Linked DNA regions of Homo sapiens: region 2 is linked to region 1. The links are chromatin contacts, found by Hi-C or POLR2A ChIA-PET in ENCODE. All regions are on one chromosome and are shown on one strand. Each heading gives the region's core, a stretch centred on a gene start or an enhancer-like site at or near the end of the contact. The rest is flanking DNA. Distances are from core to core; before and after follow the strand shown.

Region 1 (6,485 bases), core at 3,793-6,292:
AAAAAAAAAGAGACTCTGTATCCAAAAAAATATATATGCATGGTCACACATGAACACAAGAACATTTTTTTCAATTACTTTTAAGAGTTTTTCTCTCTTTGGGGGACTCTTTCCTGTTCTGGCCTAAATTGCTAAGGAGATAAGAGAGGTGAAAAAGAAAAGTAGACCTGCCGGGCGCGGTGGCTCACGCCTGCGATCCCAGCACTTTGGGAGGCCGAGGCGGGCGGATCACGAGGTCAGGAGATCGAGACCATCCTGGCTAACACGGTGAAACCCCATCTCTACTAAAAATACAAAAAAAAATAGCCAGGCGTGGTGGCAGGCGCCTGTAGTCCCAGCTACTGGGGAGGCTGAGGCAGGAGAATGGCGTGAACCCGGGAGCGGAGGTTGCAGTGAGCTGAGATCGCGCCACTGCACTCCAGCCTGGGGGACAGAGCGAGACTCTGTCTTAAAAAAAAAGAAAAAGAAAAAGAAAAAGAAAAAGGTACATGGAGGCCGGGCGCAGTGGCTCATGCCTGTAATCCCAGCACTTTGGGAGGCCGAGGCGGGCCTCCCAAACCTCATTCCCGGGTTTCCCCTGGGTCTTCTTTCTCTTAAGACAAAGGTGTACAAGGCTCACTGTGGCTCTTGGTTTTATCCTTCCATGGGACATTAATATTTTATTTATTTATTTGTTTATTTTGAGATGGAGTCTTGCTTTGTCACCCAGGTTGGAGTGCAGTGGCGTGATCTTGGCTCACTGCAACCTCCATCTCCTGGGTTCATGCAATTCTCCTGCCTCAGCCTCCCAAATAGCTGGGATTACAGGCATATACCACCACGCCTGGCTAATTTTTGTATTTTTAGTAGAGACAGGGTTTCACCATATTGATTAGGCTGGTCTTGAACTCCTGACCTCAAGTGATCCACCCACCTCATCCTCCCAAAGTGCTGGGACTACAGGCGTGAGCCACCACTCCCAACCTATTTTATTTTATTTTATTTATTTTTGTGGGGCTGGGCTTGGTGGCTCATGCCTGTAATCCCAGCACTTTGGGAGGCCAAGGCAGGCAGATGGTTTGAGTTCAGGAGTTCGAGACCAGCCTGGCCAACATGGCAAAACCCTGTCTCTACAAAAATAGAAAAATTAGCCAGGCATGGTGTGGCGCATCTATAGTCCCAGCTACTGAATCTGAGGAGAGAACATGGCTTCACCCTAGGAGGTTGAGGCTACATGAGCTGAGACTGTGCCACTGCACTCCAGCTTGGATGACAGAGCCATATCCTGTCTCAAAAAAACCCAAACCCAAAAAACCCACATTATTTATTTTTATTTTTTCGAGACAGGGCCTCACTCTGTCACCCAGGCTGGAGTGCAGTGGCAGGATCCCGGCTCACTGCAGCCTCGACCTTCCCCAGCTCAAGCAATCATTCTGTCTTGGCCTCCCAAAGTGCTGGGATTACAGGCGTGAGCCATAGTGGCCGGCCAGGCATTAACATTTTAATGACTAGATCTAGAGGTTTGATATAAATATACCTCCTCCTGTAAACATTTGTTGAGCCTATTCCCAATTGCCAGGCACGAGGCCAGGCTCTTCCACTGCCTCACAAGCACCCTGGTCCCGTCCTTGAGTCATCAGCTTCCCAGATGCTTCATATGGGAACCTTGGAGAATCGCGGTGTGCGACTCTCCTCACCCCATTCCTCTCAAATCCAGGCAATGACCAAGTGTCCTGAGATTCATCTTCTGTCTCCCATTCACGCTTCACTTCCATTTCCACAGGGCACCCCCCTCAGCCCTTCCTTGGGTCACTTGTGTCACTGCAATAGCTCATTGACAGAGGCCCCTGCCTCCAGCCTTACCTCCTTCTAATCTATCCCCCTTCATCACGTTATCCCCCAACTCCAAATCCTTCAAGAGTTTCCCAAGTTTCCTTCAAGATCCTCCGTAATCCTGCCCAGACTCTCCGTGGTGGGATGTATTTTATAGAGACCTGCCTGATCCTTGACAGGGGTTTCAGTGAGGGAAGGAGGTGAGGGTCCCAGGGTGCCAGCCTGAGCGGAGGGGTGTGGACACAGGAGGGCCTGGTGCAATGTGGCTGGGGCGAAAATCTGAATCATAGTCAGTGAGGGCAGCCAAATTCCTATCTGGGAAATCAGGGCAGTCTGAAGGGTGAGGCCAAGCTGTAAACAGAATGAGTAATGAGGTCAGAAGCTGGTGGGGACCAGAATCACGTCTAGATGCAGTTCAAGGAAACGGAAATGGTACAAGGCTGAGGCTGTGAATTGAATTATAAGAAGGTATTGAAGTAACCCAAACATGCTGCTCTATGCAGGGATGGGGGTGGGAGGAACAGCCCGAGAAATCTCCCGTTCCTCTCGCTCCCTAAAAGGGTACCAAATACATGCTCTTTGCTTTTTCATGTGTGTGTAAAGGCCCTGTCTCCCCTGCCGCCTACAGTTTCATACCCCTCATATGCCTCCTAGCAATGCCAAGTGATTTGTTCAAAGTTGCATGCAGGCAGATGTGGAAACAGGGCTATATCCCTCCAGCCAACTGGGGATATGCTAGGGCAGTGAGCTGAAACTCAGGTTCATAGGTTGGCAAATTACATCTCAGATTCTTCATCTGTAAAATGAGGATAATAACAACATACTTCATAATAGTGTTATATTACAATAACACCACTATGAGGATTAGCCAAGCAAATATTTCTAAAATACTTAGAACAGTGCTTGGTACCTCGTATATGTTGTATAAGTGTTCGTTAAATAAAAATAAGGTACTCAGCTGGTAGGTAGGGCCAGTACTGAAAGTCAGTTCTAATTTTAACATTTGAGTCCTTAGCTCTTCCAAAACTAAGGTCAACAGCAGGCTACGGTGGACTAGGCTGACTACAGGACTTTCAAAAATTAATTTTCCCAGCCAGGCATGGTGGCTCACGCCTGTAATCCCAGCACTTTGGGAGGCTGAGGCGGGCGGATCTTGAGGTCAGGAGATCGAGACCATCCTGGCCAACATGGTGAAACCCCGTCTCTACTAAAAATACAAAAATCAGTTGGGCGTGATGGTGAGTGCATATAATCCCAGCTACTTGGGAGGCTGAGGCAGGAGAATCACTTGAACCAGGGAGCTGGAGGTTGCAGTGAGCAGAGATTGTGCCACTGCACTCCAGACTGGCGACAGAGCGAGACTCCGTCTCAAAAATAATAATTTTCCACTGTGTGCGATGGCTCACGCCTGTAATCCCAGCACTTTGGGAGGCCAAGGTGGGTGGATCACTTGAATCTGGGACTTTAAGACCAGCCTGGGCAACATGGCAAAACCTCGTCTCTACAAAAAATACCTGCCCCCCCGCAAAAAAAAAAAAAAAAAAAAAAAAAATTAACCAGGCATGGTGGTGCGCACCTATAGTACCAGCCACTCAGGAGGCTGAGGTGGGAGGATTGCTTGAACCCGGAAGGTCAAGGTGAGCTGTAATCTCACCACTGCACTCTAGCCTGAGCGACAGAGCAAAACCCTATCTCAAAAAAAAATATTAATTTTCATTTCAACTTAGAAAAACATGCTGTTGACTTATTTCACTGGGGCACACAGGAAATACCACTCAAGTTACTACCCTTACCTGTTCTTAGGAAACCACTCAGAAATCCAGAAGGACCAGTTCAAATATACTACCTATCCCAAATTTAATAGGCCTCACGAAAAAAAAAAAAAAAAGAAAAAAAAAGCCAGTCTTAGAAAATGACTGTGGGTGTCAAAACCAGCAAGGATTAGGCAATGGAGTTGAGTCCAGCAAGGTTCAAGGCTACAGCTCGTGTTGGAAAGGGAGCTGTGAGGAGTTAATGCAAAGAGGAGGAAATATTCTATTTATTTTTCTCAAAACTATTGGAGGTGGTAGTGTTTGGAAAGGGAGGGAGGAGGGGAAAATATGAGTGTATGGTTTGTAAAGTGATAAAATATGGACTCAGTGTATTGTAATAACTCAGTAGCAATTCAGAGAAGATAGTGCAAAAGTCTGTTTGCTCTAGCCATCTATCAACCAGAAACCTTTATTAACTGAACCTCTCACGCGACTACAATATGGCACTAATAGATGTTTGAAAATGATGACCCTGATATACTGCAAAATCCTAAACAGCTTTCTGAAACAGGAGAAAAAAGATGAAATGAAGCTTGCTATGGTTTGTGACAAGCGTATTTTATTGTATTCTAATTTTTTCAAAACAAGCAATATTTTTGTCATGTGTAGTATGTGATGATTTATATGCCATCTAATAACTTTCTATTCGTCATAATATTAGAACAATACATTACCCGACTGTGGTTGGTATCAGGGTTTAATAAACATTCTTTTTCTCCTAACACGCCACCACCAGCCCAGTTGCTTGGTTCCATTTTCCCTCCCGTTGTCCTTTATTTAATTTTAGGCCCAAACTTGACCCCAGTGGTCTTCCACTGTTTTTATTCTTCCCTAAGGAGGGTGTACCTGGCCTCAGGAGCCACTTACCCGGCCTCGCAGAAGTTTCACACTTCTGTTTCACACCCAGGGTGGAGCTTTCTTTCTCATAACAGAAAATAAGGAGGGACAGCCGCCTGGGTACACTTAAAAAATAAACGCATCTCTGGGGAGGTAAGGTCCTCGGAGAGCCAGGCAGTGACAACTGAGTGGTGTGGAGCACGTGGATTAAGTAGAACAGAAACAGATCCTGCCAGGACCGCCCCAGGGACGCCAGAGACACAAAGCAGAAACTGATTGTGCCCGGAGGGCCCTGCATCCCTTACCCACGCTGGAGGTTCTCCCGCCTTTTCTAATTACCTTCCCATTTCTTTTGCTCCCCTTCTCAGCCCGAGTGTTCAGGACTCTGCATACCACAGAGGTCAGACACAAATAAAATCCATACATGGACTCCATTCTCGGGTCACAGAATTTGGTGAACAACTCAGATTGAAGATGGCTCCCGCTCCCACCTCCCAACCCCACCACCAAAGCTTTGCTTGTAAACACCAGTCACTTAGTAACACCCTCCATCAGTCGCCTTTGGGCTATTATTCATCACCGACTAACCTTAAACCAACTTCATCTTCACAGGGCTCCCCCTAGAAGAGAGGAAATTCCACAGCTCTGATGTGATGTGAAACGTGATCTGACCGCCCCAGCACTCTTTCTTTCTCACTCTCCCCAGCCAGTTCTCAAACTGGGTTTCCCTGGCCCCTCTCGGGGAGGCCTTCTCCCGCCCCACTCTCCACCCCCTACTTCTTTCCCTCTCCATTTTCCACGCTGTAACCTGATAGGCTGGAAATGCAGCTTCTTTCATCTTATATTTCCCACATCCTGAAAGTTTGGAGAGAAGGAGCCCACCCAGATGAAGGAATTCCAAGTATGTGCAGCCCCCTCCTCCTTTAACTCCATTCACAAAGCAGATTACTAATGGCCCGAGGCTCCAGGGAGGCCCCATCCCCTCCCCACCCCCCACCTCCCAGGGAGTTTACTCATTCCACATCCTTACTCCTCGCCGGTACAGAAACCTAAGTCCACATGCCGAGAACCAAAAATTAACTTTTCCCTGGACTCTGAGCCTAAGAAAAGCTTTCAAACCTCACTCTGATTGGGACTGCAGTGGCCAGGAGATTCTGCTTACCAATCATTTGTCCCCTCTTTAGCATTTTTAGATAAAAGGGTTCAGGGAATATGAGTCATTGGATCAAGGGGAAAGGATATAACTGTAAATGCGATGCATGTCAAGGAGGCATGCTCAGGTCTTTAGGAAAGATCACAGGGCGTTCTAACTCAGAGTCATTTCAGCAGAAATTGTTTCAAGACCAGAGTAAGAGATGCTTCAAGATAGGCAGAGAATGTGTGGGGGAGGCCGGGTGCGGTGGCTCAAGCCTGTAATCCCAGCACTTTGGGAGGCCGAGGCGGATGGATCACGACGTCAGGAGTTCGAGACCATCTTGGTCAACATGGTGAAACCCCGTCTCTACTAAAAATACGAAAAAATTAGCCGGGCGTGGTGGCGGGCGCCTGTAGTCCCAGCTACTTGGGAGGCTGAGCCAGGAGAATGGGATGAACCCGGGAGGCGGAGCTTGCAGTGAGCTGAGATCGCGCCACTGCACTCCAGCCTGGGGGACAGAGCCAGACTCCGACTCAAAAAAAAAAGAATGTGTGGGGGAGTATGGGGGGTGCGGCGGTTCTGGTAATGTTTTTTGTTAAGAAATGTCTTGAGTCTTCACTACCTGGAAATTAGTGATCACGAAACGTGCCCCTGGGTCAGTTCTTTGGTCCTCCTGTCTTGAGTTCTGTCACTGACAGGGAAACAGGACAGGGACAGCTTCTTTGACTCAACCTCAACCTCTTCCTCAAAGGTTAGGAAGTACCCCCCCAAGCATCCTTTTTCATTAAGGATGCTTAACTATCTTATCTATCCTTCAAGGAGGGTGAGAAAGCAAAGCAGTTTTGAATCTGTACCCGCCTGGGATAATCAGTTCCCTGAGCTTACAAGCT
Region 2 (7,092 bases), core at 1,595-4,094, 50 kb after region 1:
AGATGGAGTCTTGCTCTGTCGCCTCGGCTGGAGTGCAGTGGCACAATCTAGGCTCACTGCAAGCTCCACCTCCTGGGTTCACGCCATTCTCCTGCCTCAGCCTCCCGAGTAGCTGGGACTACAGGTGCCCACCACCACGCCTGGCTAATTTTTTTGTATTTTCTAGTACAGACAGGGTTTCACCATGTTAGCCAGGATGGTCTCGATCTCCTGACCTCGTGATCCGCCCGCCTCAGCCTCCCAAAGTGCTGGGATTACAGGCGTGAGCCACCGTGCCCAGCCCACCTTACTAATATTTAAATTTTTTGTAGAGATGGGTGTCTCACTATGTTGACCAAGTTGTTCTTGAATTCCTGGCCTCAAGCAATCCTCCAAACTCAGCCTCCCAAAGTGCTGGGATTACAGGCGTGACCACTGTGCCCGGCTAACTTTTAAAATTTTTTATAGAAATAGGATTTTGCAATGTTGCCCAGGCTGGTCTCAAATTTCTGGGCTCAAGTGATTCACCCGCCTCGGCCTCCCAAATTGTTGGGATTACGGATGTGAGGTACTGCACCTGGCTAACAGCATAGCAGCATTCTTTCACTTTAAAATAACATTTTATTTTATAGGTATGTATCCCTAAATTATGGAGTATTTAGTATTTTTATTTTGTCTTATTTTATTTCATTTCATTTTTAGATGGAGTCTCGTTCTGTCGGCCAGGTTGGAGTGCAGTGGTGCGATCTCGGCTCACTGCAAACTCTGCCTCCCGGGTTCAAGTGATTCTCCTGCCTCAGCCTCCCGAGTAGCTGGGATTATAAGCATGCGCCCCAACGCCCTGCTATTTTTTGCATTTTTAGTAGAGATGTGGTTTCACCATGTTAGCCAGGCTGGTCTCAAACTCCTGACCTCAAGTGATCCACCAGCCTGGGCCTCCCAAAATGCTGGGATTATAGGTGTGAGCCACTTGTGCCCGGCCAATTGTTTTTTAATTTTTAATTTTTGGGGTACATAGTAGGTGTAAATATTTATGGAGTACAGGAGATGTTTTGACACAGGCATGCAATGTGTAATAATCACATCATGAAGAATGGGGTATACATCTCCTCAAGCATTTATCCTTTGTGTTACAAACAATCCAATTATGCTCTTGTAGTTATTTTTAAATGTACACTTCAATTATTATTGACTATAGTCACATTCATTGTTTCTATTTTTTTTTTTTGTACCCATCAACCATCCTCTCTTCCCTACCAGGGTCCCACTATGTTTCCCAGCCTCTGGTTACCATTATTCTACTCTCTGTCCATGAGGTCAATTGTTTTGATTTTTAGAATTCCCAGATAAATGAGAACCTCAATGTTTGTCTTTCTGTGCCTCGTTTATTTCACTTAGCGTAATGACCTCCCATCCCATCCATTTTGTTGCAAATGACAGGATCTCATTCCTTTTTACGGCTGAATAGTACTCCATTGTGTATATGTACCACATTTTCTTTATCCATTCATCTGTCAATGGACACTTAGGTTGCTTTCAAATCTTGGCTATTGTGAACAGTGCTGCAACAAACATGAAAGTGCAGATATCTCTTCGACACACTGATTTCCTTTCTTTGGGGTATATACCCAGCAGTCAGATTGCTGGATCATATGATAGTTCTATTTTTGGTTTTTTGAGGAACTTCCAAACTGTTCTCCATAGTGGCTGTACTAATTTACATTTCTACCAACAGCGTAGGAGGGTTCCTTCCCTTTTCTCCACATCCTCACCAGCATTCATTATTGCCTGTCTTTTGGATAAAAGCCATTTTAACTGGGGTGAGAAGATATCCCACTATAGTTTTGATTTGCATTTCTCTGATGATCAGTGATGTTGAGCACCTTTTCACATGCCTGTTTGCCATTTGTATGTCTTCTCTTGAGAAGTGCCTATTCAAATCTTTTGCCCATTTTTAATCAGATTATTGGATTTTTTCCCTATTGTTTGAGCTTCTTATATGTTCTGGTTTTTAATCCCTTGTCAGGTGGGTAGTTTGCAAATATTTTCGCCCATTCTCTGGGTTGTCTTTTCACTTTGTTACTTTGTTGATTGTTTCCTTTGCTGTGCAGAAGCTTTTTTTTTTTTTTTTTAATTGAGACGGAGTCTTACTCTGTCACCCAGGCTGGAGTGCAGTGGCTCGATCTAGGCTCACTGCAACCTCCGACTCCTGGGTTCAAGCGATTCTCCTGCCTCAGCCTTCCGAGTAGCTGGGATTACGGGTGCGTGCCACCATGCCCGGCTAATTTTGTATTTTTAGTAGAGATGGGGTTTCTCCATGTTGGTCAGGCTGGTCTCGAACTCCTGACTTCAGGTGACCCACCCGCCTTGGCCTCCCAAAGTGCTGGAATTACAGGCATCAGCCACCACCCCTGGCTCACCTCCTTCTCTTCTTTCCTATTTAAACTTGGGTGTCTTTCCCCTTTTTCACTGCTAAGCCCTCTGTGGTGGTCAGGATCTTGGCAGGAGACAGACAGCCAGCTCAAATGGCCAGCTCAAATCGAGTAATGTAAGGAGAGCATAAAAAAGCACTCCAAGGGGGCAGTGCTGTACCCTGGGGCGCATTCCTTCCCTGGGGCCTGGGGTGGGGGCCGGGGGGCTACAGGAGGGAGCAGGGACCAGAGCTGGGGGCTCTGCATACGTGTCCAGAAGGCTGCCTGACAAGAGCTGTGACCTTCCTTTGAGAAATCAGCCTGTATAACCCAACCCTGTGGGAGCCACCCTCTCATCTCCCAGCAGGGCCTCCCATTGAACCAACTGGAAGCCAGAAGGCAGGGAGTCTGGGGTGCTGCAGTCTGCGTAGTTCCCTCTCTAGGGCAGGGAGCAGCTCCTGGGAGGCCAAGGAGACACCCAGCACCGCTGCTTTCCCCTCATGACTAATTCCTGGAACTCCAGCACCGAGCTCGCTCCTGAGCTCCAGGCCTCCCAGATACCCCTGCCCAGGGGCTCCCAGACACCGGGTCACTCAGTACCATTGTGTGCTGGAGGGAAGACACCCCCAACTCTGAACCCCACCCTGCCACAACTCGCCTTTCAGCTCCACTCAGGAAGTGCCTGAGAGACACAGATGCTCACGTATTTCTAAGTGAAAATACATTTTTTTAGTTCTGCTTATAAAAAAGGCACATGTTTTTTTATAAAAATAATAATATAAAGTGAATTAAAGTTATGTGATGTAATCCTACCACCCCAGAGAGAAATACTTTGAGTATGTCCAGACTCTCTCTCTCTCTCTCTCTCTCTCTGTGTGTGTATTTTTTCTTTCTTTCTTTCTTTTTTTTTTTTTTTTTTTAGTAGAGATGGGGTCTCACTCTGTTGCCCAAGCTGGTCTTGAACTCCTGGTTTCAAGTGATCCTCCTACTTCACCCTCCCAAAGTGCTGGAATTATAGGCATGAGCCACCACACGAGCCAGAGCTTGTATTTTTAGTAACCTTTTCCCACTTAACAAAGTGCTGTTGGTATGTTTCCATTTCAAGAACTATGGACAAACACAATCATTTTGATATGGCCATAATGTGGATGTACATAATTAATTTTGGTAATTTCCTGGGAGCCAAATGATAAGAACTTATGAACACAAACAAGGAAACAGCAGGCCGGGCGCGGTGGCTCACGCCTGTAATCCCAGCACTTTGGGAGGCCGAGGCGGGTGGATCACCTAAGATCAGGAGTTCAAGACTAGCCTGGCCAACATGGCGAAACCTTGTCTCTTCTAAAAATATAAAAATTAGCCCGGCGTGGTGGTGGGCACCTGTAATCCCAGTTACTCGGGAGGCTGAGGCAGGAGAATTGCTTGAATCCAGGAAGAGGAGTTTGCAGTGAGCCAAGGTCGCGCCACTGTACTCCAGCCTGGGTGACAGAACAAGACTCTGTCTCAAAAAAAAAGGAAACAGCAGGCATTGGGATCTACTTGAGAGGGGAGGGTGAGAGGATGGAGAGGAGCTGAAAAGATAACTATTGGGTACTAGGTTTATTACCTGGGTGATGAAATAATCTGTACAACAACCCCCCACGACACGTGTTTACCTATGAACAAACCTTCACATGTATCCCCAAACCTAAAATAAAAGTTAAAAAAATAATTAATTTTGGTAATTTCCAAAATTCCACCATTTTATATATAAAATGCTCCATTAATAGACAGGGCTTTGGGCAGAGATTATTGCCTATACAGATATGTATTATCCTTTTCTTCCTTGGTGATAGACTTCTAATTTTTATTTTTAAAATTATTTTATTATTACATTTATTTTATTATTAAATTAAATAGTAATTTGTTATTATTACTCTTTTAGAGACACAGTCTTGTTCTGTCACCCAGGCTAGAGTGCAGTGGTACAATCATAGCTCACTGTAACCTTGAACTCCTGGGTTCTAGTGATCATTTTGCCTCAGCCTCCTGAGCAACTGGGACTATAAGCACAGGCTACTATGCCCAGCTAATTTTTTAAATTTTTTGTAGAGATGGGGTCTTGCTGTGTTGCCCAGGCTGGTCTCAAACTCCTTACCTTAGGCAGTCCTCCTGCCTTGGCCTCCTAAAATGTTGGGATTACAGGTGTCAGTCCCTGCACTCAGCCAAAGTTTTATTTTTATTTATTTATTTATTTACTTTAGAACCTCTTATGTTTAGCAAGTCGTGAGTCCTTCCTTAAGAATAAACAGGAAATTCCTCAGATTCTCTTGCAGCTAGCTTTGGACACATGACAAAGTTAAGGCCAATGAAATGAAAGCAAAAATGTTCTGGTGCAGATTCCAGAAAAGTTCCTTCAAAGACAGAGGGAAACAGGAGCTATTATGAGAAGGCAGTAGTGGAAGTGGGGGAGAAAACTTGCTGAGTAGAAAAAAAGTGGCTCCTGGCCGGGCACAGTAGCTCACACCTGTAATCCCAGCACTTTGGGAGGCCAAGGCAGACGGATCACCTGAGGTCAGGAGTTCGAGGCCAGCCTGACCAACGTGGTGAAATCCCATCTCTACTAAAAATATAAAAATTAGCTGGACATGGTGGCAGGTGCCTGTAATCCCAGCCACTCGGGAGGCTGTGGCTGAGACAGGAGAATCGCTTGAGCCTGGTAGGCAGAGGTTGCAGTGAGCCATGATCGCGCCATTGCACTCCAGCCTGGGCAACGAGAGTGAAACTCCACCTCAAAAAAAAAAAAAAAAAAGAGAAAGAAAAAAAGTGGCTCCCTCAGGCCCTACATTAATCTGAGCTGTCACCATGATCACCTTGTTTTGTGACAAGCTTTTTTTTTTTTTTTTGACACAGGGCCTCACTCTGTCACCCAGGCTGGAGTGCAGTGGTGCAATCATGGCTTATTCCAGCTTCAACATCCTGGTCTCAAGCAATCCTCCTGACTCAGCTTCCTCATAGCTGGGGCTACAGGCACACATACCACGCCTGACTAATTTTTATAAATTTTTTTGTAGAGGTGGAGTCTTGTTGTATTGCCCAGGCTGGTCTTGAACTCCTGGACTCAAGTGATCCTCTTGCCTCAGCCTCCCAAAGTGCTGAGATTACAGGTATGGGCCACTACACCTGGGCCTGTGACAAGCTTTTAATATTTCACAAGAAAAATACTTTTCCCCTCTAAGTAGTGATTTTTCAAAAAATGTGTGGTATCTTTAAGTATACTTTCACTTTCTCATGATCCCAGTGTCTGCTCCTTCCAACTCCTCATGACACATCTGTCCAATTTTATACTGCAAGTCAGTTAGAAAGTGAGATTGGAGGCTGAGTGCAGTGGCTCACGCCTATAGTCCCAGCACTCTGGGAGGCCAAGGCAGGCAGATAGTTTAGGCCAGGAGTTCAAGAACCCCCTGGGCAACATAGTGAGAACCCATTTCTATTTAAAAATAAAAATAAACTGGGCATGGTGGCATGCACCTGTAATCCTAGCTACTCAGGAGGCTTCGGCAGGAGGGTGACTCGAGCCCAGGAGTTCGAGGTGATACTGAGCTATGACGGTGCAACTGCATTGCACCCTGGGTGACAGAGTGAGACCCTGTCTCTAAAAAACAAAAAATAAAAAATAAAAAGAAAGCGAACTTGGCTATCGAGCCGATTCTCATTTATTTACATCAATCCATGGGGAAAGTATATGATAGTATGAATAATCTAAAATGAAAGATAACTTAAAATGTATATTTGGCACTAGAATGTATTCCTAAATCCAACATATTTTATTTTATTGTTTGTTTTTGTTTTTGAGACAGAGTCTCGCTCTGTTGCCCAGGCTGGAGTGCAGTAGCATGATCTTGGCTCACTGCAGCCTCCTCCCAGGTTCAAGCAATTCACCTCCCAAGTAGCAGTGGTTACAGACACGCACGCATCACCATGCCCAGCTAATTTTTGTATTTTTTGTAGAAACAGGGTTTCACCATGTTGGCCAGGCTGGTCTCAATCTCCTGACCTCAGGTAATCCACCCACCTCAGCCTCCCAAAGTGCTGGGATTACAGGTGTAAGCTACTGTGCCCAGCCAAATCCAACGTATTTTAATTGATGGAGAAAGAAAGGGAATAGGGCCTGGTGTGGTTGCTCATGCCTGTAATCCCAGCACTTTGGGAAGCCGAGGCGGGTGGATCATTTGAGGTCAGGAGTTTGAGACCAGCTTGACCTACATAGTGAAACCTCGTCTCTACTAAAATACAAAAATTAGCTGGGCATGATGGCGGGCACCTGTAATGCCAGCTACTCGGGAGGCTGAAGCATGAGAATCACTTGAACGCAGGAGGCGGAGTTTGCAGTGAGCCGAGATTGTGCTTCTGCACTCCAGCCTGGGTGATAGAGCAAGACTCACTCTCAAAAAAAAAAAAAAAAGAGAATACATTATTTTATTTTATTTTATTTTTTGAGATGGAGTCTTGCACTGTCACCCAGGCTTGAGTGTAGTGGTGTGATCTCGGCTCACTGCAACCTCTGCCTCCCGGGTTCAAGCGATTCTCCTGCCTCAGCCTCCCGAGTAGCTGGGATTACAGGCACCCGCCACCACGCCCAGCTAGTTGTTTGTATTTTTAGTAGAGACGGTGTTTCACCATGTTGGCCAGGCTGGTCTCGAACTCCTGACCTTGTGATTTG

What was found. Hi-C counts contacts between places; a loop is a spot of excess contacts on that map. ChIA-PET counts read pairs that join two places held with the same protein, here RNA polymerase II (POLR2A). Pooled maps may share reads with other maps.
Region 2: POLR2A ChIA-PET joins it to region 1 with 13 read pairs in WTC11. The contact joins two enhancer-like sites. A Hi-C loop is called at or near these places in 33 of 168 maps with a recorded cell type or tissue (Caco-2, Calu3, G401 and 23 more), 5 of 37 single-sample maps with no recorded cell type and 28 of 50 pooled maps. POLR2A ChIA-PET finds 5 or more read pairs at or near these places in 41 of 52 experiments (A549, A673, AG04449 and 32 more).

Annotation. Positions count from the first base shown.
Region 1 is chr6:37,132,614-37,139,098 of GRCh38, forward strand. No RefSeq gene overlaps it. Among named protein-coding and RNA genes, the nearest start is that of PIM1, 34 kb to the right of the region's middle. RefSeq lists an enhancer at 4,825-5,661. Within about 2 kb of position 5,043, at least 18 of the 41 ENCODE cell types and tissues checked have a DNase peak (open chromatin) inside an H3K27ac peak, as active enhancers do.
Region 2 is chr6:37,184,632-37,191,723 of GRCh38, forward strand. No RefSeq gene overlaps it. Among named protein-coding and RNA genes, the nearest start is that of PIM1, 18 kb to the left of the region's middle. Within about 2 kb of position 2,845, at least 5 of the 41 ENCODE cell types and tissues checked have a DNase peak (open chromatin) inside an H3K27ac peak, as active enhancers do.